Regions from separate parts of the Homo sapiens genome. Here region 2 is linked to region 1. Evidence: chromatin loops called from intact Hi-C (ENCODE). Cell type or tissue: Caco-2. All regions are shown on one strand. Each heading gives the region's core, and the rest is flanking DNA. Links, peaks and the distances in the headings are about the cores only. Region 1 overlaps CWC27 (CWC27 spliceosome associated cyclophilin). Region 2 has its middle 120 kb from the start of RGS7BP.

Region 1 (15,881 bases), core at 3,141-11,140:
TGATAACATTTACATAGTTAAACACAAAACAGGATTCTAGAAGAAGAAACGTATAACTACTTTAAAGTGCAAGTATAAATTCCTCTATGAACTTGGGCAAGAAATATAATTAGTCAAAATATATGATAATGCCCATAGATTATTGTAGCCAGAAATAGAAACCATGTGACAAATACTAGAATGACAGCAATCAAATAGGAACTTTGTTTCATATTTAAGATACATTTAGGTATCTTTTTTCAATAGTGGAGAACATTCAGGAGGATATTATGAACGTGCATAATGAAATAATAAAGCTTTTTCAAAACACTTGTGATGATGCATAAAAATTTAAGAAAATCAAATAAACATTGCAAGCAGCAAAATATACAGTATTATAAACTATAAATACAACTATAAATGCATAGTTCAATAGTGATTACTAATAAATTACAAAGAAGTAGAAATAGTAGATATGGAAGATTTGTGGACATTGGAAATTCCAGCTATGTTAGAATACAAAGTTATAGTGTAGAGAGTATAGAAAATTTTTACTCATTTATATATAGTATAATAATTTCATGCATTCAACAGGAATATAACTAGGAAAATCATAAAGAAAATCTTAAAATAAAAAGCCAGCATCACTGAAATACTTAATGGGAAATAGGAAAAAGAAAGAAAATGGTGAAATTCTAAAATTTGAAAACACAAGTAATAAAGACCTCTTTCATGTCCTTTTTCCGTCACAGGTAACATATATCTGGGTTTTATGGATCTTGCTTCATAAGTAGTTCTTGAATCTGTGTATCTCAAGATAAGCCATAGTTATGTAATGACCTCAGGATAGTAGTTGCTTGCTTGCATTCTCTCACTGGCTCTCTGTCGCATGCACTTGCGCTGTCTCTTGCTTTCTTTCTCTCTCTCTCTCTCACTCCCCCTCTCTCTCCAGTCATGTCTCTTTCTAATATATTCACACTGGGTAAGAGTGACATTTTGAAAATGCAAATCTGATCATGTGCACAGTGCTCAAAAAGTATTGGTTGGCTGCTTATTATGGGTCTAGATGAATATTCATTATATGATATATACTGGGGTATATTTTATATTCAAATTTGAATATGAATTTGTAGCATTTGAGTGAAGATATTAGTTTGACCTCACATTTGTGTTGAACTTGAAAATGTGTAGTTTGCTTTCATATTATTTAATCTTCAGATTGACACTGTGCCTTAATTTATGTTATTAGATTTATGAGAAAATGGAGTTTAAGACTGTATAGCTAGCAAAAGGCAAGACTCAAACTCCTGACTGCTACATACAGTGTTAGTGTAACTGATGAAATGGTTACCTAGGAATATAGGAGAGATACTTTAAGACCTTTTGGTTTTTATAGTATCTATTTGTAACCAGAGGGAATTTGTCTGCACTAGGGAGCTCTTGTAAATGCAGCCCAACTGCCCTGCAATGGGAGAAGGGACTAAGCAAAAATCAGCTGGTCTTCCTTTCTACTTCTTATGTACTGTGTACTAAATACAGTTGTTAGAATACAGATTATAATTTTTAAAATATGCATTGTATATCCAGTTATACTTTGCAAATATAAATAATTATGAGGGTGTCTCCAAGACACTAAAATAGGAACTTTATAAATTATGTCAGTAACTGTATCAGTAAAATGCCTGGCCCACAGTAGATACTTGATAAATATTTTTCATTGAATGAGTTATATTCAGGTTGTATTCAGTTGCAGGTAATAGAAGACCCAACTCAAAATGATTTAAATAATAAAGACATTTATCCTCCTGTATGTCAAGAAATCTGGTGAAATCTTTAGGGAAGCTCAGTGAAATCTTTAGGGAACTGTGCTTTTTCCATCTTTCTGCTTTGTAACCCTCAGCATGTGATTGAATCATGACTGCCTAACTCGATGATTGGCTCAACCACAACCTGCTTTGTTGCTATTTGCTTTTTGTTTGTTTTTACAACAACAAAAATAATAGCTTTTGTTTATTCAGTACTTCATACTACATATGTTTTCCTCTTGTGCTTACCTAATGTAAGTACAGAACTAATTTCAGTGATGTAAAATTTCTTTCCTTCCACCTAACGGATTTTTTGAAAAAACTGTGGTGAAGTTTATATAAAATAGAACTAACCATTTTAAAGTGTACAGTTCAACATCATTTAGTATATTCACTATAATGTGCAGCCGGCACCTCTATGTAGTTCTAAAACACTTTATTACCCCAAAAGAAAACTCTGTATCCATTAACCCAGTCATTCTCTATTCTCCCCTTGATATGGTTTGGCTCTGTGTCCCCACCCAAATCTCACCTTGAATTGTAAACCCCATAATCCCCACATGTCTAGGGCAGGACCAGGTGGAAGTGATTGGATCATAGGGGCATTTTCTCCCTTACTGTTCTTGTGATAATGAGTGAGTCTCATGAGATCTGATGGTTTTATAAGCATCTGGCATTTCCCCTGCTTGCGCTCACTCCATCCTGCTGCCTGAAGAAAGTGCCTGCTTCTCCTTTGCCATCCGCCATGATTGTAAGTTTCCTGAGGCCTCCCCAGCAATGTGGGACTGTCAATTAAACCTCTTTCCTTTATGAATTATCCAGTCTTGGGTATTTCTTCATAGCAGTGTGAGAATGGACTAATATACCCCTCCTCCACCCACAGCCCCCAGCAACCACCAATCTATTTTCCATCTCTGCAGATTTACCTATTCTAGATATTTCTTATAAATGGAGTCAGACAATATGTGACTTTGTGTTTGGGTTCTTTCACTTAGCATGTTTTTGAAGTTCATCCATTTTGTAGCATGTATGAGTATTTCATTCCTTTTTGTGACAGTCATATTCCATCATATGTATATATCACATTTTATTTATCCATTCATCCATTGATAGACATTTGAATTGTTTACACCTGTTGGCTCTTGTGAATAGTGCTGCTATGAACATTTGTGTGTATTTGAGTACTTGTTTTCAACTCTTTTGGATGTATATACAAATATATATATTTTGGATATATATATAAACAATCGATTCTTTTGGATATATATAGAAACAATATATATAAATATATGATGTTTTGTAAAAGCAAATCTGATCATGTGCACAGTGATATATATATTATATATAATTTATATATCAAACAATATATATCAAAATTACTTATAACTATAATTACTTATATATTATATATTATTTATGTGAACTATATATATTTACACTTATAAATTATATATTAATATATAAACATATATATCACTTGTATACACACGCGCACACGCGCGCACACACACACACACACACCGGAATCATAATTGCTGGATTACATGCTAATTCTGTGTTTAACTTTTTACACTATTTTATATTCCCACCAGCAATGTAAAAGGGTTCCAGTTTCATCACATCCTTACCAACACTTATTCTTTTAAGGTTTTTGATGTTAGCCATTCTAGTGGGTGTGAAGTAGTATCTGATTGTGGTTTTGATTTGCATTTCTCTAATGACTAATAATATTGAGCATCTTTTGTTATGCATGTTGGTCATTATTGCTACTTCTTAATGTAAATTCTCTTATTCAGGCAAATTCTAATTCCTGCTTCCCACTCAATTTGTCGCTTATACTTTGCCTCACTGAGATGCCATGCTTCTGCCATTCCCAAGTTAACTTCCTTTTCTTCTATGAAGTATCCTAATGATTTTAGGTTCCAGATAATATATAGTATAGGAGGTCATATACAGTCTCTCCTGTATATTTATGAGTTCTAAATTATATACTCCAATTGTATATTTTTGAATTACATATAAATATTAATAATTTATTTCAATCATTTAGCAAACTGAGCTAATTGGACTCAAGTATGTATTGTGTTATTTGTTTTATTTATTCAAAGTTTCTTGAGGAGGGTGTATTGATGGTTCTAGACCTATAACTAATAAGTAATTTTGATATATTATGAGTTTGTGTGTTAATAAATTAATTTCCTGTGAGGAAAAGAGGAAGCAGTGGGAAATAAGGTATTTATCTTTGCCAGGGTTTCTCAGTCTCCATACAGTTGACATTTTGGGCTGGTAATTCTCTGTTGTGGGAACTGTCTTTTGCAGTATAGGGTGTTTAGCAGTATCCCTGCCCCCTACTCACTGGATGCCAGTAGTATCCCCCATTTGTGATAACCAAAAATATTTTCAGAAATTGACAAATGTCCCCTGGGGCACAATATTGCTTCTCCTCCCTATCAGAACTCTCTAATTTCTGTTTTGAAGACCAGTCCAGAGTTTGAGAGAATCCTAGAAATAAAAACAAGAAGTCAACAGTGATGGTTTCTGTAGAAATGTGTGCTGTTCTGAGAAGTAACTATTTTATAAGAAGGAGGATACAAAAGGTTTTGGCTGGGGAGCGTATTTAACATTCTGGAAAATAAATCTTTTGACTCTAGCTGTATTAATTTTGGTAACTGTAGAGATGATTAATTTTAGACATTGATAAATTATTTTTATTTTTTTTTCAGCTTATTATGACAATACCATTTTTCATAGAGTTGTGCCTGGTTTCATAGTCCAAGGCGGAGATCCTACTGGCACAGGGAGTGGTGGAGAGTCTATCTATGGAGCGCCATTCAAAGTAAGACTGAATTATTATTTTTATTATTATTTTTGTTGTTATTATTATTTCCAAGTCAGTTTGGATTGCTTAATCGAAAATGATTGTGTTCCACAAGAGGAAAAAACGTTTCACATTAGTATATAAACATCAGGCTGGGTGCAGTAGCTCATGCCTGTAATTCCAGCACTTTGGGAAGCCGAGGGGGGCGGATCACTTGAGGTCGGGAGTTTGAGACCAGCCTGGCCAACATGGTGAAACCTCATCTCTACTAAAATTACAAAAATTAGCCAGGCATGGTGGCACACGCCTGTATTCCCAGCTACTCAGGAGGCTGAGGCAGGAGAATTGCCTGAACCTGGGAGGTGGAGGTTGCAGTGAGCGGAGATCGCACCAATGCACTCCAGCCTGGGCGACAGAGCGAGACTCCGTCTCAAATAAATAAATAAATAAATAAATAAATAAATAAATTGTCTGTAAAAGATGCATTAATCAAGAACAGGTCAGTGATTTCTTAACTGCCAACATAGATCTAAGAAGAAAAGGAGTTAATGTCATAGTGAAGATAATAACAACAGCAGGTTCAAGTAAAAGCTAAAAGTTGTGTTTGTTATTAATTTGATGGCACCAATATCATGTTCTTTGAATGAGTAAATATTGGTATCTCTTAAAATATGGGAGTTTTTGAAAAATTCGTTTTTATATTAAGGGAATAGATTGCATTTTCCTTTCATCTTTTAATGAGTCATTGTGTGATTCTTGAAGAAAATACTTGAACTGTTAGCTTTAATTTCCAGATGATAATGGCCTTAGAAATGTGGAATAGTTATTTTAAAAGTCTCAGATGTCACTTTTAGACTATTTTATATTTTACCATGGTAAGACTTCTCATGATTTTAGATACTCCGTCTAGTCGGAAGCATTCTTTTATTCTTTTATTTGGTGTGACAGAATAGCTGTTTTTGACAATTCCTTCCTAATTTGAGATTTTTGCTTCATTATTTTCAGGTAATACAGTTATCTTGTTACATTTTTCAATTAGGTCATTTTGAATACAGTATACAGAGTTATGATCCATTGAGTTCAGATCTCTTGAGAATTATTTATTAAGGAAAAATATCTTCCTTTGTGAAAAGCATTTATGATATAACATGACTACATTTATAAATGAGTTCTGTATCAGGCTGGATGGAAATTCTGTTAACTAAGAGACTAATATATTTGTTAAGTAGCCCTGTCATGGTGAGAAAACCACCTTAGAAAGGCTTGTTCCTGCTCTTTTGAAAACTGGCAAATAGAATCAGTGCCATTTCAGAGAAGATTCAACTTAGGACTTTAAAAAGACATGGTAAAATTACATAACACAATCATAGTAGATTATTTGAATTAAAAAACAAGAACAAAGCAATTGTTTAATGACATTTAGAATGAGATGGGAAGGAGTAATAATTGAATACTCTGCAATGGCTCAAAGGTAGTTTTCTGGGAGAAATAATAGAAGATTTCAAAAGCATAGCTGACTTTGGGATGAGAATAGGGAAATGACTTAGAAATCCATTCCCCCTTGGGTACTCTTCCTTTAGATGTAACTAAGCAGCTTTCTACAAAATAGGGTATATTTCTGTCTGAGTATATTTAGAAGATACAGTCTAGTGAATTCAAGTTTAATAACATTGAAAGAATAGTAAATACTTGAAAATCAATTAAGTAAAATGTCTGCATTTTTTATTAGAAGTTGTATGGGACCTTGCAGGTCAAGTTGAATAACTGCATATGAAGGGTCTTATAACTGAGGACATTCACTAAATCTTTTTACATTTCAGGATGAATTTCATTCACGGTTGCGTTTTAATCGGAGAGGACTGGTTGCCATGGCAAATGCTGGTTCTCATGATAATGGCAGCCAGTTTTTCTTCACACTGGGTCGAGCAGATGAACTTAACAATAAGCATACCATCTTTGGAAAGGTTAGTGTCCAGTGATTTTAAACCTGTGGTTCAGTTTTTGGTTTTATGTTATTCCTTAGACTTCTAAGATACATATGATTAACTTATCTAAGAGCTACCTTTGTAAAAACATTCCATAGGATATGTTTATTATTTTCAAAAATGATGGAATATATTCCTAATATAGTGCACTATGAGGGAGCATCTAAGTTCTTTTTGGATCTTTCAATTCAGTCATTAGTTGTGACTTTAGTGTATTCCTTCTTTAAAATCATAGTAATGGTATGAGCTAAAATGTGCCACTTAGCCAATATTGATTTTACACTTTTGGAAGGACATTTAGGTAATAATATTTAGTAGTTTACAGTTTATTTTCTTAATGATGGATTTTCTTAAGTTTAAAGTGGAATTTGTGTTGACATTGAAACTTCTTACTGTAAATATTACTTTGAATAGTACCTATTTAATCCTGCTCACATTTAATGTCATATTAGGGAACGTCCTTTCTATAGAATTTTTAACAATTCCCTTTAAAAAGGGATTCTGAAGGTTTTCTTCTCTCACTCTTCTCCATTCTCATAAATATGTTTCTATATGTTTTAAGTCTTAGGCATATCGGACATCACTAGTGCATCAGCGCCCTCTGCTGGTTCAGTAAGAATGGTTTCCCCATATACTGGGCAAAACTGGATTTTTGTGGTGATGAAAGGGAAAAAAACAAATTCAGTACAATTGGAAAGCTGGTGTTGTTTTAAAACTCTTGAAAAACACTGAATGAAAGGAATCACACTAAAACTATATGTTGCAATGTTGTTGGTTAATACTTATTAATAACAGTGGGTTAGGAAATATGCATTGGCACATTCTTTTGAGCCACTCCAGCACAGCCTGTCTGATGTTTATAGATTCCCTCCATTTATTCCTTAAAAATAAGAGTGTGTAATAAAATGAGATTTAAGTTGCCATTCTGCATCAGTTTTTACAATTGGGTTATATAACTAACACATCAGAGACAATGTGTAGCATAGTTAGAAGTTAGAAAGGCCATCACTGTTGGTTTTATACCTTCTTTGATCCTCATTTTTCTTATCTGTAGAAGGATAATATTAGTTCCTACTTTTAGGTTGTTTGTGAGGATTAAATGAGATAATGTCTCTAAAGCATTTACCACATTGTTATTGTTATTTGCTTATTTTATCCTATTCCAAAGTTTAAATTTGTTTATGATGTTTGAATGAAAAGTTGTCATTCAGTAGGAGATTATTTGGCATTATATTATTAATAAAAACTTACATTAAATATATATTGGAAATTTCCAAAAAACTTATTGGGGGATTGAACTCCATCCATGCTTTTCTCCTTTAAGATAAAGTTGCTTTATTTGCATTATTAAATGCATATATTTTTATGTAATCACATGAAATTTTCTTTTAATTATTTGAAAGATGTTTTCAAAGGTTTTCTCTTAATTCAAAGGATGAGTGCAATAATTTTCAATTACATTATATTTTTAATTTGATAGGTTACAGGGGATACAGTATATAACATGTTGCGACTGTCAGAAGTAGACATTGATGATGACGAAAGACCACATAATCCACACAAAATAAAAAGCTGTGAGGTAGGAGCATGATTATTACGAGATACAGCACTTACATTGTCGTTTAAGAGGAATTGATTCTTAGTATTTTTAAACTATTGGATTAAGGCTTTATACTATGTTAACATCACAACTCAAATTTTATCTCTAATTTATTTGGGCACCGTTTCTAGTTAAGAATTTTTTTAATTAAAGATTTTAATTCAAAGATGAAACTTTATCTGATAATCCAATGACTGAAAAGCTTACCTCATAATGGAAAGTTAAAGGAATTAGGTTTATTTAGCCCAAAGTAGTGACTTCATAGGTAATTTAAGAGTAATCTGCTGGGCACGGTGGCTCACACCTGTAATCTCAGCACTTTGGGATGCTGAGGTGGGTGGATCATGAGGTCAGGAGATGGAGACCATCCTGACTAACACAGTGAAACCCTGTGTCTACTAAAAATACAAAAAAAATAGCTGGGCATGGTGGCATACGCCTGTAGTCCCAGCTACTCAGGAGGCTGAGGCAGGATAATCACTTGAACCTGGGAGGCAGAGGTTGCAGTGAGCCAAGATCACGCCACTGCACTCCAGCCTGGGCGACAGAGCAAGACTCCATCTCAAAAAAAAAAAAAAAAAAAAAGAATGACCCTTCATTGAGGAAGCAAGAATACTTGATTTGGAATCAAAGCATCTGAGTTGATCTTGTTTACTGTGTATCATTTACATTTTCTTAAATATTTTTCCCTTTTGTAAAATGGGGATAAAATATCCCTTACTTAATAGCACATAGGATTATTGAGAGAATCCAGTGAGGCCGTGTAAGTGGAAGCATGTTGTGTAGTAAATATATATCACTATACTAATAATGTTTATGTGGGGAAAAATATAGACACTATACCACTGGAATTACATACGGGGTTTGATTTTTTGTGAAATGTTAAAAATGGAATAATGTTTTCGAAATATTTTTTTTCATAGGTTTTGTTTAATCCTTTTGATGACATCATTCCAAGGGAAATTAAAAGGCTGAAAAAAGAGAAACCAGAGGAGGAAGTAAAGAAATTGAAACCCAAAGGCACAAAGTAATCATAGTGGAGAGATTTTTCTTCAGCTTGAAAAATGACACTCATTCATTTAGTTTACTATATTTCCTTTTATAGTAATTGTTTACTAGCAAAGGAGAGGCCAGTTTGAACCAGAGAGATATTGGAATTATGAGTGTGTGGTTGTATTAGTTCATTTTTACACTGCTATAAAGACATGCCTGAGACTGAGAGATATTGGAATTATGAGTGTGTGGTTGTATTAGTCCGTTTTCACACTGCTATAAAGATATACCTGAGACAGGGTAATTCATAAAGGAAACAGGTTTAATTGACTCACAATTTCACATGGCTAGGGAGGCCTCAGGAAGCTTCAATCGTGGAGGAAGGCGAAGCAGTCACCTTCTTCACAAGGCAGCAGGGGAGAGAGCGAGTGGGAAGGAGGAACTGTCAAACACTTATAAAACCATCAGATCTTATGAGAACTCACTCAGTATCATGAGAACAGCTTTGGGGACACCACCCTATAATCCAGTCACCTCCCACTAGGGTCCCTCCCATAAAACACATGGGGATTGTGGGAATTACTCGAGATGAGATTTGGGTGGGGACACAGAGCCAAACCATATTAGTGGTTTTGTTTGTTTGTTTGTTTGTTTGTTTTCCTAAATGAGCAACTCTTGTATTCAGGTGCAGTATATCTTAAACTTAAGCTACAAACATGTCATCTCAGTTGTTCACATGAAATCTGTGTTAATAAATAGATACATATTTTATGATCCCTGTAACAATTATTTATATAAATGAGTTGTTGAGAAACTTGTTTGTTGCTTATTTTAAAATTAATATGTGCTCACTCAGTATAAATAGAAAGTAAAGTATAAAGAATATTTTTAATGACTGCATGATTGCATTATGCAATTTAACTTGTATTTAACTTTTTACTCCTTTTATGTTGCTATTAAAAATAATATTATTATAAATATTTTAAAATATAAAGCTGTTTCATTCAGTATTCTGGTTTATTTCCAGAAGATAATTTTCCAAAAAATAGGAATGAAAAAATAAATTTCAGTATTTTGGACAATATTCTACATTATTAATACTGTCTGTATATACTGCAGAGTTAGATTTCAACGTACTCTTTTACTGAATCGTAGGATCCTTATTAGAGATTTTATTGTAAGTATAATTGTTAGATTTGATCAATTCTAGATATAATCCTGCCAAACCTAGTTAATAAAAGGCAAAGTTGATTAAACTTTCTAAGCTTCAGTTACCTCTTCCTATAAAATGGAGATTAGAATAAGTTCAACTCCTGGTTGTTATGAGGATTAAATGAGAAGAGGTATGTTAAAACACCCAGTAGTATAGGCATTCAATACCTATTAGTCTTTTTCCTTGATATCCTACAAATACAAAGTTAAATTGTTTTATAAAGTGTCAGATATGAGCCAGACACTTTAATAAGCAGTTAATTCCTTGTGGCAAAATAACTGCTTATTGGAATTATTTATTTGATTTTTAAAAATTCTTTGATCAGCTTATTTTGATTAATCTATCTCTGGATGAAAGGTCACTGTCACTGTATTCATATGCAGTGCGTCATCACTATGATTTATCTTAACAATAAACTCTAAAGTCTTTTTTTGGTGTGTTTTGCTTTGTTTTTGTTTCCAGCAAATATATTGGGGATGATATGTTGGTCGTTGCTTGCTTCTAGGCTTTGGGAAAAAAAAAAATCTGTTTCACTGCCACATCTTTAATTTTTCTATTTGAGAGACAGTTTTAGTAACTTGTTTATCTTACTTGAGATTACTTTTGTTTGATGAATCAGAGGAGACAAACCTAGTTTTTTCTCCTTGTGGGCTATTTTAGTTGTTCATTGCTCATATTTTTTTGTCTGACAATTTTGTATACATATTAATTTTAAAATATTAAAAAATATTTTGCCAAATACTAGATTAATTGCTTCCCATTTGTAGCACTCAGGGATATATACTTATTATTTTTCAGAAACCCCCATTTTGCTACCAGTTTTGATAAATATAAAAAAGCTTAATTATTTCTGTCATGCTTTACTCAGTAAATTTAATGGTAATGCTCAGAAGGGATTTTTGGTCATTAAAAGTTAGTATAATATAGGAAACATTGGTGCTGTGAGGCAAAAGCTTTAACATCATACTGAAAATACAGATCGTTAGAATACTTCTGCTGAATACTGAGTAATATGGTCTTTTTTAGAACAGTCAGAATGTATTTCTTCTTGTAAATTCTGTTCTCTTGCTCTGAAAATAAGGTATTTATAAGTTTGATTTGACTTTCTCTTTCTTTTTTTTTTTCTTTCTTTTTTTTGGACTAGAAATTTTAGTTTACTTTCATTTGGAGAGGAAGCTGAGGAAGAAGAGGAGGAAGTAAATCGAGTTAGTCAGGTAATCTCTAATTTGCCCTTTGTTCTAACTTACAAAAGAGATTGGGGTCTATATCTTACTCACTATTGTATCTCCTGCTATATCTGGCACAGCATGTTTTACATGGGGCAGGCTCAGTAAGTGTTCATTGAATTTGTAAATTGATTTGTGGTCAGTAATATTTGCAACTTTTGAGATTATCCTATTTATTTTTAATGTTGGCATTTTAAAAAAATCAGTTTGAACTAGACTTGCAGTTTTTTGAATGGTTGGACTTTATGATTCAGATCCTAACTGCTATTTTTTCAGGTAGTATGTTAGATGATAATGATTATTATCATTACTGATATAAACAGTCACAGACCAAAACTCTTATATTCATTTTAATGTTATTTATATATATTTTGTTTATTTCATTAATTCTCATTACAGCCCTTTGAGATGGGTGATATTATTATCATCCTCATTTTACTCATGAATACATTCAGCTATAGTTTATAATTTGCTCAAAGTAACATAACCAATAAGTAGCTACAGATGGGAACTGAACGCAGGTCTTTGTAACTATTAAATCCATGTCCTTGAATTATGCAGTGCCTCCTGGCCTTTTTATTCTGCTAGTCCTTCCTGTAGGCCTTTACATGTGGTTTTCTTCAATATTGCTTGCATCATAATACGCATTACTGAAACACGGTGTCATGCCATTGTTTAGAGCAGTAATTCTGGTGTGTATACTACAAGAAAACTGTCTTCAAGGGTTTCTACTCCTAAAGGTTCTGATATGCCTTTCTTTTTTGAAAATTAGTGAATACTGAGAACTAAAGGATTAGGTTTATAGTCTTTATTGTTGTAATTAAAACTTTATAACCTATAAGCCTTACTTGCTTAACATAATTATCTATTTCTTACCAACTCTAACAATAACATTGAATTAAAAGCATATTATTATTATTCTTGTTTTTACTTCTTTAGCCATATGTTCCCTTATTAGTGAGCACGGTTTTGCAGGCTAATGTTGGACGCCTAGTAAGCACTCTACTTAATACCCCTTGCATTAAAATGTAATTAAAATGGTGTGTATATGAAATATTTTGGTCATAACTTTTTGTTGCTTTTTATTGTATCCTTGAGTGATGTATTTGATGCCATGGATTCAATTTCCATTTACCTGTACACCAACATTCTAAACTCTAGGAGATAAGGCCAAATATTTCTCCTGGGCTCTTATCCCTTGTTCAGAGTTGCTTTAGGAAAGGTCTCTAGATGTCAAAACTAAATTCATTTTTTTACAAAAACTTCATTTCCCAATTCCTTAACGTCACCAATCACTCTGTCACCTCAATATCTGAAGAGTCATCTTCTTTAGATGTCAGTGCACTAGTCTTGCATTGTTTATGATTCAAATTTATGCCTCATCAAAATGATTTACTATGTGTCATGATTCTGTGGTTATGTTTGTGAATGGACAAAACCATGAATGTTAGATCTAGAAATTGCCAGGGTTCCTTTTCATTGATGTTTTCTAAAGATGTCAAGTTTCCTTGCATACCCATACTTTCCTCACAGTTCCCCCACCCCTGTTTTTCCTTTTGCCAGGAGTATGCTCTCTCCTTAAAGTGTTTTTCCTTTAAGATTTAGGTCTACTATCACCTTCTACTACTTCTACCTCCCCCTGCCACTGAACTCCCATCCAGGCTAAGCTAGGTACTTCTTTCCATGATAATCTGTCTATGCCCATCAAAACATTTATCCTACTGCATTACAATAATTTATCTTCTTATCTGCTAACTATACTATTTATTTTATGTAATCCCTATAACAACCATGCAATATAGATATTATTTTTCTTATTTTGTAGAATAAAGAAAGTGAAACTCAGAGAGGGTTAAATAACTCATCCATGATCATGCAATTAAGAGGTGGTAGAATCAGAATTTTGAACTGAGGGTTTTTTTAGCTAGTTAAGTCTCTCATATGATTATGAATGCTGTAGAAGCTGTCTCCTTCAAGCCCAAGACGTCTCAAAGGTTGGTGAGAAATTTCACTGGTAGCGTAGCATTCTGGGGTAGAAGGCAGCTGGGGAAGGCAGTTGGCCCGTTGTCCTTCCCTAAATCCCACAGGGTCCTGGATAGTTAGGTTGAGCAGCCTTGGAGAGCAAGGGCAGGAGAAAGTTTTTCTGTCAGTTTTTTGTTGAAGTTAAATTTCTAGTCTAAAGTAAGTTTTGTTCACAATTGCTTTGAGATAGACTTGACTAGGAAATTAGTTTGAATTTTTTCTATTTGTAACAGCAGCATGTGTTAAATGTTCAAAGATTATCTTCCTTCTGCTGCTTTCTACTGTACAAAATAGAAAAATGGTATGTTTACATTATACTGAATATTGTGAACTTATACTCCAAAAGCAATTTGCGTTTCAGATTGAAATGTACAAGGATAGCAGCACAGATAGTGCTGTCTTTTTTTTTTTCTTTCTTAAACCTGAAAAACACTTTAAATACTTTTAGAAGGACTGAGTAAAATCTTTTCTCTCTGCCAAGAAAATTACAACCCAAATACCGTTCATTATCAAATGAATATTATTATCCTAGTATTGTGTCATCATAGTTTTCTCATCTGGCTCTTTCGTAGGGGGTGCTTTGTAATTAAGTTATCATCAAATGCTTGTATCTGACTCTCACGTCTATATCTCTAGGCTGGTTTACTCTTCTTTTCTCCAGCTGCTTATTGGACATTAGTTTATCAAGCCCTGGGGAAGTCTTAACTCACTATCTTTTTCTTCTCAAACTTCTTATTTTGTGACTTTGTATTCCCTAGTGTCAATATCTTCCAAAGAAGGTCTTTAGATTCCATTGTGATTTTTCATATATTTTTTCATTGCACTGTCCTGGCAATTTTTTATCCAAGATGTATCTCAAATCTGTTTTTTCCTTTTAATTTATTGTTGCTACTACCCTTGTTCAGCCTTCATTATCTCTAGACTGGACTGGTGTGGTAGTCTATAGACCAGTTTCCCATCTCCCCTCTCTTCTTTTCCTTCCACTACCAGAGCAGCCTTCCTGAAGCTTAAAATGTTATTTTTACTGTCTCTTTACTATAGAAATAAGGCCAAATTTCTTGTCCTATTATTTCAAGATTCTGCTTTCATGACTGTCCTTCACCAACTCTGCTCTTTCGACTAGTACTTGTTAAACTTTCCTGGTGATAAAAATCACTTGACATATTTTTTAAAAATTAAGAATCCTAGGCCTTATCTGAGACCCACTAAATTAGAATTTCCAAGCGAGGGGCCTGGGAAGCTGTACTTTTAATGAATTCCAGAGGAATTCATACCAAGGAAATGTAGGAAACACTGCTTTAGCAGATATGAATGATTTGCTGCTCTATATGTATGCCTTATTGTTTCCATTTTTTGTGCCTTTCTTGATGTTCTTTTTCCCACCTGAAATGTCCCATCACACCTCTGGATATCCAAGTCATATTTGTTTTCAACACCTGAAATGCCATCTTTTCTAAATGTCTTTTCCAGCTTTTAAAAATCTTTTTTTTCTTACCCAACCTTTGCCTTTCTTGTAATACTGTACATTTGCCTTTTAAACACATCTTTTTTGCTTTATTACAGAAGAAGCATATGACTGTGTTTGCATTGTACACTAGTCCAAAGTCCAACATTATACCCTTTACTTTATAACTTATTAATTGTGTAGAGTCCTGGGCTGTGAGCTTGTTGTACATAGAGTCTGTGTCATCTTTGAGTGGCAGTGTGCTAGAATAGAAATAACATGGATTTGGGATCATACAAATTCATATTAAAACTTTAATTTCCCCTGACACCCTGTGAGCTTTGATAACTTAGTCTCTCTGAGCCTCAATTTTCCTTTCTGAACAAGAAAATAGTATGTCCCACTTACTGTTGTGAGTAAGGATATAGTTTTAATTTTGATTTATTATACAATACTGAAAAATGTCTTTGAAAGCCAAGTGCCTTAAAATATACTATACATTATAACTGGTATTTTAATCTCAGATAACTAAAGAATGTAAAATTTCTTTAATATGATCATAACCATTATGTAGAATCTTATGCCCTTATGCCCAATCTAGAGGGCTGGTGAGAAATTTCATTATCAGCTCAGCCTTTTTGGGTAGGAAGCCACAATCTTGACACAATTGGCCTAGTGGCCTTCATGAGCACTCCCATTGAGTCCTAGATAGTGGCTTGTGCAGCCCAGCCTCATTATTACCCACCAACAACCCATTCTTCACATGCGATTGGATCTTGGCACACTGCAGAATCAA
Region 2 (15,881 bases), core at 5,098-13,097, 400 kb before region 1:
CTCCTCATTTTCCCCATAATCCCAGAGCAGCTGGTTTGACAATTGTACAAAGGCCTTTGAAGACCCAACTAAGGTAACAGGTGGTGTTACTTTGCAGGGCTGGGGCAATGTCCTCCAGAATGTGGTATGTGGCCTAAATTAGCATCTAGTATACAGTGCTATTTTTCCCATTACCAGGATTCACACATCCAAGAATCAAGACATGGAAACAGGAGAGGCCTCTTTACTACTCCTAGGGATCCACCACCAAAATGTATTCTTCCTGTCCTCATAACTTTAAAATGTGCTGGTTTAGAAGTCCTAGTTCCAGAGGGAGGAATGCTTCTACTGTAGGAACAATGATTTCACTAAACTGAAAGTTGAGACTACCACCTGGTCACTCTGGATTTTTTATGCCTCTGAATGAACAGACAAATAAGGGGGTTACTGTAATAGCTGAGGTAACTGCTCCCATCAAGAGGGGATTGGGTTGCTACTACACAATGGAGGTAAGGAAAAGTATGCCTGGAATACAGATCTTCTAACATGCTTCCTAATATTCACATCCTGTGATTCATATCAATAGAAAATTACAAAAAAACAATTCAGGCAGGACTGATAATGGCCCAGACCCTTCAAGAATAAGGGTTTGATCCCAGCTAAGGTGATTGCTGAGGGCAAAGAATATGGAATGGATAGAAGGTGGCTGTTAAAAATGCCAGCTACAACTACATGACCAGTTGAAGACTGCATTAGTTACAAGTTTTCTCTTGATGTGAACGTTTGTATAATATTAAGTATTTTTGTTTTCTTCTCTCCCTTATCCTCTTATCTAACACAAGATGTGTTAATAATAGCTAACTTTACATCACAAAATGTTTTTATGGTAGTTAATCTTAGTATTTAAATTTCAAAAGAGAAGAGGAACATTACCTGAGGATTTTGTATCCTCTTTTGAGGAAAAGGTTGGCATGTTTGCAGTTGTATATGGGATAGTTGTATCATATAGGCAGTATGTTTAAAGGAAATATGTATGGGTACCAAGTTGACAAGGGGTGGTCTGTGATGGCTTTGTGATGTGTCAGCCTGGCTAGGCTAAACTCCCTTCCCCAGAATTTCCTTTCCCCAGTGCACAGTCAACCTGGTAAAGAGCCGTAAGTCCCTTTGGGGAAATACTGAAAGAAAAGTCAACAGTATAAATTTTTGACAGTGGAGTGGGTTTCTTTCTCAAGGGGTTCTGAGTCTGTTAACTGACTCAAATTTGGAAATGAAGGAATTAACTCTATGTTTTGGAAATTCAAGCCAGACTTCTGTTTACTAGACCCAGAACTCCTCTGCTTTTACAGATCAAAAAGGAATTTAATAGGTTAACCGTCTATTTCCACTCTTGGGACATCATGAGAATTTTGATCATCATGAGAACCAACAGCTTAATCTCTTTGAGTCAAACTATTCTGGTTACTTTTTTTTTTTTTTTTTTTTTTCCGGAGACAAAGCCTCACTCTGTCGCTCAGGCTGGAGTGCAGTGGCATGATCTCAGCTCACTGCAAAGTCCGCCCCCTGAGTTCAAGTGATTCTCCTGCCTCAGCCTCTCAAAATGCTGGGATTACAGGCATGAGCCACTGAGCCCGGCCTCTGGTTACTATTTTAACTCTGCTATCCATTATGGTAACCCTGCCTATCTTATCTTTGGCAATTAAGTGTCACCACTTGACCCTTAACATCCCAGGATCTATTATCTCTATTGCATTTAGGTATCCTCATTCAATGGTAGCAGTTTACTTTATAATTTCTGACCTACAGAGAAGAGAGACTACAGAGCTTTTCAAGGATGCTGATGCTCCCTCACAAATTTATTTTTCACAGTTGTGGTGAAAGGCATGTTTTTCCAGGACTGGAGAGCAATCTTGCATGATAAATACACTCAAACATTGCAATCTCAAGCCTTTAGCTACCTTCCTCTATAATATCACAAGGCATTTCTACCTCATTTAGTGTAGGCCACCATTTTGTTCCTGGCAACCAGCCAACCAACCATCTAATTAAGCCCTTCCTAACTCCTTGAGCTAAAACATTGAGTCTCTGAATAGTGAGCCTACAAATTAAGCCTGATGACTTTATATTCCTTACACCTTGATTACACACCAATATCCATTCTCACACGTAACTCCTAGATTTCTATTTATATAAATTGAAAAAAAAGCCATGCAGTTCTTTTGGTGTATATCACACCTTTTCATGAGTCATACATTGTACCTCATTTTTTGAGGGCTGCTTCAAGTTGATTCTAGTTATAGAAACAAAAAGGGGTGTTGGGGAGTAGGTCCTGTGGATCATCAGGAGTACCTTGTAAGCAACTTCCTGAGGACTAAGCTCTCATTTTTTTTATCTTGCCCAAATTCCTATCTAAGGGGTGTGGGGAGTCATGCCCTACAAACCATAAATTCTCATCAGATGGGTTTTATTTAACCCTGTATACTGTGACTTGCTTTCCAATCTGACTCTGGCATAACAAGGAAGAAAATCAAAATATTTTACCCCAAAACGTGTTTCTCTGCCATATCTTGAAATGGTCCTGCGAAGCCATCCCTTGTGGGAAAAACCCACATTCTATCAAGAATCCCCTTTCCCCTTGTTTTCCTTCCTTCCTTTCCAGATCCAGGAGATAATCAACTAAGAGCCAGGCACCATTTTAGGTCCGATAAGAAACATTTTACAACCTGTTCTCTCTGAAGTCTGCTATCTGAGAGCTTCCTCCACACAATAAAATTTGATATCCACAATCCTTTATCTTAACCTGAACACTTCCTTTCTACTGATCCCAGGTCTTCAGATCAACTCAACCAATTGTCAACCAGAAAATGTCTGAATTTACCTATAGCCTGGAAGCCCCCTGCTTTGAATTGTCCCCCCTTTCTGAACCAAACCAGTGTATTTCTTAAATGTGTTTGATAAATGTATCATGCCTCCCTAAAATACATAAAACCAAGCTGTACCCCCGACCACCTTGAGCACATGTTCTCAGGACCTCCACAGACCATGATCACTCATATTTGGCTCAAAATAAATCTCTAAAAATATTTTACAGAGTTTGACACTTTTTATCAACAATCCTCAGGGGAGGCCATTCCAGGTTATTCAGGTAAAGGAGGACTATCCTCCCATATTAATCAGAGTTCTCCAGAAAAACAAAATATATACATATATTTATGATTTATAAATATTTATATTGTTTAAATGTATATATTTATGATATATATTATAAATATATAATTTATAAGGAAATGGGTAACATAATTCTGGAAGCTGGCAAGTCCAAAATCTGCAGAGCTGATGTCCCATTTCTAGTGCAAAGGTCAGAAGCTGCTGTAGAACCAGAAAAAAGAGCCAATGTCCCAGTTAAAGTCTGAGGCTGGCAGGCTGTTGTAGAACCAGGAACAGTTGATTTCCCAGTTCAAAGGCTGTCAAGCAGGAAAATTATCCTTCTCATGGGAGCATCAGCCTTTTGTTCTGTTTAGGCCTTCAACCGAGGATTGTAGCCCACCCACATTATGGAAGGCAATCTGCTTTCCTCAGTCTACTGATTTAAATGTTAATTATCCAAAAATGCCCTCATATAACAGAAAAATATTAAACCAAATATCTGGGCACCATGTGGCCTAGTCAAGTTGACACATTACACTTCCTCAGGCAGAACTGAAAAGACTGGTTCTATGGGCAAAGATTCAATTTCATATGGGAAGCCAAGATCCCCAGCTTTATCAGAATCTACCCATATTTCCCCACTCCCATTTGTAGAAGCCCATTCCTTCCCAATCACTGGCTAAACTTTAACAGAAGTGGTTGGGAATTCAGTTTGCCATTCACAGGAGGAAACTGTGGCTTTCATTTTCAGAAACCCCAGCCTTACAGCTACAGGATAGAGTTTCTCTGAGGGAAAATGCAGAAGTTTTCAGAACATTTAGCTAGAAATTTAGAGCCCTAAGTTCATTTTTCTATGGTCACTTTCTCTAGAGCAGTTAGGAATAACCAAACAACTCCATTCCACTCCTTGTTTTGACTAAAATGTTCTCAAGTGATTCATGCTTAGACATCTTGAATCTCACCTTCTATAGGTATTTAATTATAGTATCCAAAGGTGATAATTTGAGCAACTCTTTCACCACATCATGCCATGGACTACCAATGTCTTTTAAACAACTAGAAACAGGCTTATTAGTGCCTTAAGTTTTATCAGATTAGAAAAACAATTCCAGAAAATCAGAACCAATTCAGAGAACTCATCCTTAAGATCTTTAAGGCACCTCATCCTTAAGGCACAGGCCTCTGCATCCACTTTTGATACAAAAATCTGTGTCAGAGTCCAAACAGACAAGCAGAACCAGTAGGAGATATCTATCTATCTATGCATATATGTGTGAATATACACATACGTATAACAAGGAATTGGCTTACACAGTTTCGGAGGCTGGATAGGCAAATCCGGAGTCCACAGGGCAGAGAAGATCACAAGAAGGCTGAAGCCTCACAGACACTGGCTGAAGCTATTGTCCACAGGTTTAACTCTTTTTCCAGGAGAGGTCAACATTATATTTTAAGTACTTTCAACTGATTAAATGAGGCCCACTCAGGATAATCTTCTTGACTGATTAGGAACCTTAATTATACTCGCAAAATCTCTTCACAGCAGCAGCTAAATTAGTGTTTGATTCAGTAATTAGGAGAAGGTGTGTGGAGATCACAAAACTGCTGGTGCTCTCTTCTATCTTCCAGATCTTGAGGGAATGTATCTTATAGATCACTTATCCAGAAACTTACTGAAAAAGAAATTCAAAGGAATGTTGTTTTTTTAGCCTAGCCAAGACAACATACCACATAGCCATCACATATGCTATGCTCAACTAACTGCCCTTTCACTAAATTTTATCCTTGGCCTATTGATACAAAATTACCAACCTATAATTTAAAAATTATAGCATAACTTGTAATGATTATTCTCCAGTACCATAAAAGTGTTTAGATGTCCTGTGTAGGTGGTTTGATTATCTATTGCTGAGTAACAAACCACCCCAAATTTAATGGCTTAAAAAACATTTTATTATATCTAACAATTTTATGGGTCAAAGAATCAGGGCTCAGTTGGATGATTCTTCTCTTTCAACAGAAGTTAGCTGGTGGAATCAACGGAAGTTAACTGGTGGTATTCAGCTAACAGACACACTAATCTGGAGGGTCCAAGACAACTTCACTCATGTAACTGGTACCTTAGTAGGGATGGCTGAAAAACTAGGCCCAGCTGAGAGGGTCAAAGAAAGCTCCTAATACATGATCCCTCTCACATGGCAGTCTCAGTTACTTGTTCAGAATTAATATCAAAAAATCAAATTTTTTTAAGAGATGAGGTCTCACTCCATCACCCAGGCTGGAGTAGAGTGGCACAATCATAGCTCCCTGCACCCTTGAACTCCTGGGCTCAAGGGATCCTTCCACCTCAGCCTCCAAATATCAATAAATTATTAAAGCTGATTGTAAATTATAGTGTAACCAACTAATAGCCTATTTTTATACATGCTATCTTCTCTTTATCTTTGCTGATGCTCTTTAGTTTTCCTTTATGAAATAAAGGAATTAGCTCCCTTTATGGTTTTAATTTCCTTAATCATATTTCTATCTACTCTAAAGCTTTCATATAAAACAGTACTTCTGAACCCAGTAAAACTCAGCAATAACACATAATTACAAGGCCCCCAATTCATTTTTGCATTCAGCAAACAAAAATAGTACATATTCAATAAATATTCATTGAATAAATGAATGCACACTTATAAATCATCCTCAATTGAAGTTTTCTTCATGATCTAAAGCCCACTTAAATGCCAGCCGCATATCCTGAGGATTTCAGAATGAAGTTCTTATGAAGTAAGATTTCAGAATGAAGTAAGATTTCAGAATGAAGTTAGATTTCAGAATGAAGTTCTTTTGACCTAGGAGTTTATATACTCCTTCTAATTTAAAAATAGTGTTCAGAAATCTACCTGATATCTGATTATTCAAATAAAAGCTAACACTGCTGCTGGAAACAAAGTTTTCTACTGATCTGCTTTCTATTGTCATGGATTTCAGAGATAATTGGTATATATGTATGTGAGCACATCCATTTCTACTTATGGCTAATAGAAGGCTAAAAGCAGAGGAGAAAGTAAATGAAACTAGCACCACCACAATTCTTTCTACCACATAAACCTGCACTTATGGTTCTGTTAATTATTACTTCCAATCTAGACCCTAATTGGGTGTGTCCTTTTCTTTCTATGACAGGAAAAGGCACACATGGCCTCCATAGAAATGTACCTTTGCCCTAATTATGATATGTAGATCTTTGAGAAAAGACAGGAAGACTTAAAGGATGATGTGTTTTACTTCCAAAAATTATAAACTTAAAACTGTCAGAGATGAGATATAATTAGGAAAGACCATTATTTTATCAAGCAATTAACCAATTATAAATTCATTATAAATTTGGTACCATCTGGTTTTAAATTATTGTGAAGAGAATTTTTATCATAGTTTATTGATAAATGCTACAATATACCCTCTCATTTTTTTCTACTAAGACTAAAGACTGCTGTAATTGAAATAACAGGTAAGCAAAGTACATAAGTTCACATTGTCTGTTTCATTAAGATGAAAAACTCAGGACTTCTAAAAAGAAAGTATTTAATATCCCTTTGTATACCTTACAACTTCATCATCATCTTTACTGGAACAAAGAGTAGTAATGATCAGTGTTATATACACATTTATCTTATTTTCCCCTATTCTGAATCAAGTATGAGTGACAATAGAGAGTGAAATTAAGTGGCTTTAAACCAATGGAAGGAAAAGGACATGTATTTCATTCAGACAGAAAAAAAAGATGAAAAGCAAAAATGGATAATGTATAAATAAGTACTTTGAAAAGGTTAGCATGGAAGTCATTTAATCTGGAAACAGTATGCAGCATATATATGTCAATCACAAACATGTTCATTAGTGTACATAAATTGTTCCCTGTATAACACACTACTTGTTTTAATCTTAAAGAAATACCAAAAATCAAATTACTCAAAGCCTCAGGCTTCCAATGTGTCTCCAAATAACTAATATAGTATCCACAAATATATATACAAACACTACAATGGGTTCTGATTAAAGAGAAACAACACAGAGACCAAGAAAAAAATATACATCTGATTTTCACTATAATTGGTACATTGGTAGAATAGAAAAACTGGACGGATGTGGGATTTTGCATAAAAGCAGAGAAGTATGAGAAAAGGAATAATCAGAAAATACAAAAAAGACTGGGGCAGGGGGTGGGGAGTGAATGAGAAGCACATATGACTGACCATGAGCAGATCTGCTAGCAGTGATGACATGGCAATCAGGGCAATCAGTAATGATGACAGAGATGGCAAGGAGAAGACTTGGCCAATGGAAAGATGCCAACAATGAAAAGAAATAAAATGGTTTTGCAATAGGAGAGAAGAAAGAAACAAAGCCATATGTACTTTTCTATTTTCCCTCTACCAGTTTATGTAAAAGACCGAAAGCAACCAGATTCTAGAAGGAAGGGAGGCAAGGAGGAAAGGAAAAATGGAGGGAGGGAAGGAGACAGGAAGAGAGGGAGGGAGGGAGAGAGGGAGGGAGAGAAAGAAGGAGAAAGAGAGGGAGGAATGAAAGCAAGCAAGAGAGAAAGAGACTTGGATGGCCTAATGCTTTAGGTTGACCAAAGATGGTCACACAATCACAATCTGCAATCTAAGGGAGGAGGTTCCAATTCTGGGTTAGAGATAAGCACACCCCACCCTGTATATCCTAATGAATACATCAATAAAACCTGAACAGAACAGATGGAACAGATATATGGGAGATTTTGAGTAGTAAACTGCTGCAGTTGGATTCTGGAAAAAGAACAGAATTTGTAATGTCGCTGAACTGACAGTGAGTTTACTAATTTTTTTTCCTCCAGTAACTCTCAGCCTAACTTTAACATACCAGAAGTGGGCAGAAACATGTAGGCAGAGAGAGCTCCAAGAGAAGCCCACTAGCTCTGGCTGCAAGCAGAGAAAAAGAACTACAAAAGCTCAGAAAGACTGCTTCTTTCCACCACATCAAGCCCCCAAGCAATACAATGGTGGTGTCAACAGGCAGAGGCAACAGGAGACTGCAAGAGCCAAAACTCTAAAAGAGAGGAGCTGTCGTTCAAAGAGTGTATGAAAACTCCTCATTGCCTTTTTCTCCCTTAGTTCCCCTTCCCCACTACCACTTGATCCTTGATGTGGGGTACTTGAAGAAGTATATGGCAATGTGTGGTAACTAAAGTGTTGGCTTTCTGGCTGAACAACTAAAAAGAGGAGTCTTGAGGAACCAGAAAGTTTGAGGGAGATGGTGGAGAGGTGAAAGCTCAGGAAAGCAAACCCACAAAGTCATTTATGAACTCCTAAGCTCACCCAAGAGCTGCATAAGTGTGGACCTTATCCTATTCAGCATAATGGTGACTGAAAACTGAACAGACAGACCATAGCCAAGGTCCAAGACTGACCACTGGGTGGCACACATCCAGGAAAGATAAATCATACTATAAAGACTTTGAAAATGGAACTGACATTGAAACCACAGCCTACAGAGGAGGGTTGGAACCAGTGGCCTGAATCTAAGCAGGTTGACTGCCTGCTTAAAACAAAACTATTTAACAGTCTCCATAGAAATGAAATAAGATCAGATTCAAAATGTCTAGCATAGCCTAGTAATTTGGGGTAATAAATTACTAGGTAACTAGAATTACCTCGTTCTTTGCTGGGTAACCTGAAATTACCTGGCAAATAACTAGGAAAATGCCAAAGCACCAGGTAAAAGATAATCAAAGAATGCCAGTGTTAAAATAACACAGATGTTGAACTTTTCAAATATTTTAAAGCAGCCATTATAAAAATGCTCCAGCAAGCAATCAAAAGAATTCTTGAAACCAATGAGAAAATAGTAAATATTTGCACTGAAATTGATAATATGAAAAAAAATCAAAAGAAAAGTTTGACCTGAAAATAAAATAATCAAAATTTAAAATTCATTGGATAGCAAGGAAGGGAGGCAAGGAGGGAAGGAGGGTGGGAGAGAGGGAGACATTCAATAGCAGAATGTCAATAACAGAAAAAAAAATCAGTGAACTAGCAAATATGTTTGTTCTGAATCAGTCTGAACAAAGAGGAAAAAATGATTTTTTTTAAATAACTGAACAGAGCCTCATGGACCTATAAGACTATAACAAAAAGTCTAATTTTGTGTTATAACAGTCTCAGAAATACAGAAGAAACAGGGTGATGCTAAAAAAAAAAAAACTTAAGGAAATAATGACAGAAAACTTTGCAAATTTGATGACAGACAAACATATAGATTTAAAAGCACAGCAAACCCAAAAAGGAGAAATCCAAAGAAATTAGTCCTAGGCACATCAAAATCAAACTGCTGAAAATAAAAGACAACCAGAGAAAAACAATGCTGTATACATAAAGGAAAAATAATTTTAAAGACTAAAAATTTTCATCAGAAATCCTGGAGTTTAAAAAGGAGCGGAACAAGAGATTTAAAGAGCTGAAAGAAAAGAACTGTCCACCAAGAACTCCATGTCCAGCAAAAATATTCTTCAGGAATGGAGGCATTCTCAGATAAGGAAAAACTAAGATAATTAATTGTCAGCAGTCATGCTTTCAAAGAAATTCTGAAGCAACTTCTTCAGACAAAAGGGAAATGAGACCAGAAAATAAATTTGGAAAATCATAAATGAAGAAAAAGCAATAGAAATGGAAAATATCTGGGTAAATAGGAAACTATATTTCTTTTAAGTTGTCTAAAATATGTTTAAACAGTTGAAAGAAAAATTATAATACCTTGTGATGAGATTTACGATGTAACTACATGTAATGTATAAGAACACTACAACATAAAGAGGAGAGAATACATAGTACTACATATTGGGAAAGTTTCTGTATTCCACTTTAAGTAACAAGAATATTGATTCTAAATAGTCTGTGAAAAGTTAAATACACATATAGGAAGCCCTGGAGCAACTACTTAAAAAAATATAAAAACACTATACATTAAAGCTGGACACTAAAAATATTGAAATAACCCCAAAGAAGGCAGGAAAAGTAAAACAAAGGAATGGAAAACAAAGAGAATAAACAAAAAAATACTAAAATTTTAGAAATACTCCAAACATTGAAATAATTAGAGGCAAATTCAACCTACAAAAGGCAAGACAGAAATTGTGGAATGGATCTTTTTTAAACACATGAACCAACTATACACAGTCTATAAGTAACTAACTTCAAATATATAATGACATGGTTCAGTTAAAAGTTAAAGGATAAAAAATATATACCATAGAAACACTAGTCAAAAGAAAGCTAGACTGGATATACTTATACCAGCCAAAGTATACTACAGAGCAAAGTGAATTACCAGTGATAGAGATATTATATCAGAGAACAATAAACTTTTTCTATAAAAGCCCAGATAAATATTTTAGTCTCGGCAAGCCGTATAGTCTCTATTGCAAAAGTATAATTCTGACACTGTGGTACAAAACAAACCATAAAAAATACATAAATGAATAGGCTTGAATGTAGTCTAATAAAATTTTATTTACAATAACAGATGGCAGGCTGGATTTTGGCCTGCCATAGTTTGAGTCAGAGTTTACGGAGCCCAATACTTTATATAAAAGTAAAATGGTCCACTGGTCAACAAGATATAACGTTGCATATGTATCAACAGAGCTACAAATACATGAAGCAAAACCTGACAGAACTAAAAGAAGAAACAAAACCACAATTACAGTTGGAGAGTTGAATATTCTTCACTCAGACAGACAGAAGTAGTTAACAGAAAATTTTTTAGGATAGAGAAGAACTGAACCCAATTGATTTAATTGACATTTACAGAATATTTCTCCTACAACAGTGGGATATATAATATATTCTGTTCAAGTATACATGGAACGTTAATCAAGGCAGACCATATCCAGGGTCATAAAATTCTTTCAATATCAAAGAACTGAAATCCTACAACATATATTTTCTAACTATAATAAAATTAAACTAGAAATCAGTAGTAAAGGTAACAAGAAAATCTTAGAAATTAAATTACATACTTCTAAATAATCCATAGTTCAAAGGAAGTCTCAAGGAAAATTTAAAAATATTCTAAACAAAAATAAGAATATAGCATATCAAAATCTGTGTGATACAGCTAAAGTAGTCCTTAGAGTGAAACTTACAGCATGAAATGCTCATATTAAAATAGAACAATGATCTCAAATCTACAAGTTAAGCTTCCACCACAAGAAACAAGAAAAAGAGAAAAATAAACCCAAAGCAATGTAAAGAAGATAGTGACATAAATAAGAGCAGAAATCAGTGAAACTGAAAACAGAAATCAATAAAGGAAATCAATGAAATAAAAAACTGATTATCTAAAAAGATCAATAAATTATTGTTAATTATCAAGAAAGACTGACCAAGACTAAAAGAAAGAAGATACAAGTTACCAATATCAGATGTAAAAAAGGGCTTTTACTACATACCCTACAGACATTATAAAATATAATAAAGGAATACTATGAAAAACTCTACATAAGGAAATTCAACAACTTAAATAAAATGAACCAATTCCTCAAAAACCACAACCTGCCCAGACTCACCCAAAATGAACCAAACAGTACTATATTAAGAAATTTTGGCCGGGTGCGATGGCTCACGCCTGTAATCCCAGCACTTTGGGAGGCCGAGGCGGGCGGATCACGAGGTCAGGAGATCGAGACCATCCTGGCTAACACGGTGAAACCCCGTCTCTACTAAAAATACAAAAAATTAGCCGGGCACGGTGGCGGGCGCCTGTAGCCTGTAGTCCCAGCTACTCGGGAGGCTGAGGCAGGAGAATGGTGTGAACCCGGGAGGCGAAGCTTGCAGTGAGCTGAGATAGCGCCACTGCACTCCGGCCTGGGCGAAAGAGTGAGACTCCATCTCAAAAAAAAAAAAAAGAAAAAAGAAAAAAAAGAAAGAAATTTTATCTGTCGTCAAAATCCTTCCAAAGAAGAAATCTCTAGACTCAAATGGTTTCACTGGTGAATTATACCAAACATTTTATTTTATTTTATTTTATTTTATTTTTTGAAACAGAGTCTCACTCTGTCACCCAGGCTGGAGTGCAGTGGCATCATCTCGGCTCACTGCAATCTCCACCTCCCAGTTTCAAGCGATTCTCCTGCACCAGCCTCCTAAGTAGCCGGTATTATAGGCACCTGCCATCATGCCTGGCTAATTTTTGTATTTTTGCAGAGACAGGGTTTCACTATGTTGGCCAGGCTGATCTTGAACTCCTGACTTCAAGTGATCCGCCCACCTCAGGCTTTCCAAAGTGCTGGGATTACAGGTGTGAGCCACCACGCCTGGCCTCCAAACATTTTAAAAAGAAATAATATCACTACTGTATTCCATAAAATAGAAGAGAAAGAAACACTACCTATTTTATGGGACCAGCATTACCTTCATATTCAACCAGACAAAGACAGTATAGAAAAAGAAAACTACACAACAATATTCTTCATATAGAAGTGGAAAAAAAAAGCCTTAACAATATCCATTCAAATCCAACAATACACCAAAAAATGAATACACCGTGACTAGGGTTTATTCTAAAAATGTAAGCCTGGTTCAACATTAAGAAACCAATCAATGCCCACCATATCAACAGTCTAAAGAAGAAAAAAATACATGATTGTTCAATTAATACAAAAAAAGCTTTTGACAAGATTCAAAATTCATTCATGATTTTTTAAAAACACTCTCAGTGACTAGGAATAGAAAGGGACTTCCTCAGCTCCCTATAATTTGGTAGATGATAAAGTTCATCATTTTTAAAAATCCCATAAATAAAATCATAACAGTGAAAGACTGAATGTTTTCCTCCTGTAATGGGAAAACAAAGCAAGGACAAACACATTCACCAAATTATTCATCATCATACTGGAAGTCCTAGCTAATTTAATAAAGCAAGAGAAAGAGATAGGAACGAACTAAATTGTCTCTGTTTGCAGATGGCATGATTGTCCATGAGGAAAATCCCAAGAAATCTACACCAAACTGCTACAATATCTGAATATAGCATGAGGACACAATACAACCAACATGAAAAATTGACCATATTTCAATATACTATGAATCTACAGTTGGAAAGCAAACTTTTTTAAGAAGTACCAAACATCTCCAGAAAATACTGAAATACTAATTATTTTTAAATGGTAAAGTGAATTCAGATCTCACCAGTTACATCAACTAATTTATGTGTCTGTGTATTCTATGCAATTTTATTACATGTGCAAATTCATATTACCACCACAGCAGTAAAAATATAGAACAGTTCCATTACAAGGACCTTTAGTGCTAGCCTTTCATAGGGACAGTCTTCCCCACCTGTTAGCAACCACTAATCTGTTCCCCATCACTACAATTTTGGCATTTCAGAAATGTTATATACATTGAATTATATAGTATATAACTTTTTGAGATTGGCTGTTTCCACTCAGCATACTGCCCTTGAGATCCATTCAAATTATTGTGTGAATAAGTTATTTGTTCTTTTTTTATATTAGAGTAGTATATCAACAACCTGAATGACTTTTAAAGATATTATACTGAGTGAAAGTCTACTTTCAAGAGGTTATATACTGTATTATGACATTTATGTGGTATTATCAAAAAGAAAAAATACATATATAGTGATTGAGAATAGATCAGTGGTTGCAAAAGGGAGGAAGATATGACTACGTAGAATAGCATGACAGAGTTCTTTGAGGGGTGATAGGAGGTACCACAGTTTCTTTAACCATTCACCTATCGAAGGACAATTAGGTTGTTTCCAGTTTTTGCTTATTATGAAAAAAGCTGCTATGAACATTTTGGCATAAGCTTTTGTGTGAACATAAGTTTTCATTTCTCTGAGATAAAAGCTTAAACATTCAACAGCTGGGTCATATGATAAGGAGTAATTTTCTGGGGAAAAAAAAATTTGCCCTATTCTATTCCAGAGAGGCTCTATGTTCCTACCAGCAACATGGTGTCTTCCATCATCATCAGCATTTGGTGTTATCACTATTTTTTTTTAACTTTTAGCTATTCTAATAGGTATCTAGTGATATATATTGTAGTGTTGTCATTCTCTAATGGCTAATGATATTGAATATATTTTCATGTGATTATCTTTCATCTGACTATTCTCTTTGATAAACCATCTGTACATATCTTTTGCCTACATTTTAATTGGGCAATTTTTTTCATCACTGCTGAGTTTTAAGAGGTATTTATATATTCTAGATACAAGTTATTTGTTAAATATGTGTTCTGTGAATATTCCCCCCCCCAGTATGTAGCTTGTTTTCATCCTCTTTACAATGTTTTTCAGATCATGAAAGTTCTCAAATTTGATAAAGTCCAATTTATAATTTTTTCCTTTTTTGGATTATGCTTTTTCCAAGTCTAAGGACTCTGCCTAGTCCTTGATCCCAAAGATTTTCTCCTATGTATGTTTCTAAAAGTTTTATAGTTTTATGTTTTAAATTTAAGTATTTAATCTATTTTTAGTTAATTTTTACATAAGGCATGAAGCTTAAGTCAAAATCTATTCAGCATATGTGTGTGGTTTATTTTGGGGTTCTCTATTCTGTTCCATTATCTATGTATTTATTCCTCCATTAAATACCACAGTCTTTATTACTGTAGTTATGTAAAGTCTGAGCATCAGTTATTCACCACATTTTACACTTCTTTACCAAAATTATGTGAGTCTAGATTTTTTGCATTTCCATATAAATTTTAGAGTATACTTTTTTACGTCTACAAAAACCTTTCTAGGATTCTGAAAGATACTAAATTAAACCTACAGTTCAATTTGGAGAGAAATGACATCTTTACTATGTTGAGTCTCCCAATCCATGAACATGGTACATCTTGCTACTTAGTTAAGTTTCCTTTGATTTCTTTCATCAATACTTTGTAATTTTCAGCATACATATTCTATATATACTTTGCTAGATTTGTACTAAGGCATTTCATTCTTTGAATAATTTGTAAGTAGCATTGTGTTTTTAATTTTGGTTTCCACATGTGCATTGTCAATATATGGAACTGTGATTGATTTTTGTAGCCTGCAACCTTGCTGAGCTCATTTATTAGTTCTAGAGATATTTTTTGTAGATTTCTTGGGAATTTTTTATGTAGACCTTCATGTCATCCACAAATAAGTATAATTTTATTTCTTCCTACCTAATCTGTATGCCTTTTTTTTTCTTGCATGTTGCACTGGCTAGGACCTCTGGTGTTGTATTGAATAAGAGAGGTGATAGCAGATTATCTTTGGTTTATTTCCAATATTGGGGAAGAAGATTCAGAAGTATGATGTTAGCTTTAGGTTTCTATAGATGTTCTTTATTAAGTTGTGGAAGTTTTCCTCTTCTTCAAATTTGCTGAGAATTTTTACCAAAAATAAGCAATTTGTAAAATGTCTTTTCTGCATCAATTAATGTAATTTTTCTTCTTTAGCCTGTTGATATAGTGAATTTTATTGACTGATTTTCAAATATTGAAACAGCCTTGCACACCTGGAATAACCATGATTGATCACGTTTTATAATTATTTTTATACATTATGAGATTAAATCTGCTAACATTTTGTTGAGGATATCTGTGCCCAAGTTCATAAGATATTGTTCTGTAACTGTATTGTTTTGCACTATCTTGTCTGGTTTTTGTATTGATGTAATAATACCCTCATACAATGATTTGGAAATGTTTCCTCCTCTTCTATTT

The links. Peaks named below come from ENCODE experiments on the same cell type or tissue, not always from the same donor. Only the 100,000 strongest peaks of a DNase experiment are listed, where the experiment ranks them.
Region 2: a loop joins it to region 1, with 19 times the contacts of the local background. A loop is called at or near these places in 4 of 110 quality-filtered maps.

Annotation. Positions count from the first base shown.
Region 1 is chr5:64,777,414-64,793,294 of GRCh38, forward strand. CWC27 (CWC27 spliceosome associated cyclophilin) reads left to right here. Exons shown (of 14, transcript NM_005869.4): 3 at 4,508-4,620; 4 at 6,423-6,566; 5 at 8,068-8,166; 6 at 9,111-9,214; 7 at 11,538-11,607. Among named protein-coding and RNA genes, the nearest start is that of CWC27, 16 kb to the left of the region's middle. In Caco-2, for the core only: a CTCF peak has its summit at 7,185 (motif pointing left); a DNase peak (open chromatin) is centred at 7,188.
Region 2 is chr5:64,376,385-64,392,265 of GRCh38, forward strand. No RefSeq gene overlaps it. Among named protein-coding and RNA genes, the nearest start is that of RGS7BP, 120 kb to the right of the region's middle. In Caco-2, for the core only: a CTCF peak has its summit at 8,551 (motif pointing right); a DNase peak (open chromatin) is centred at 8,577.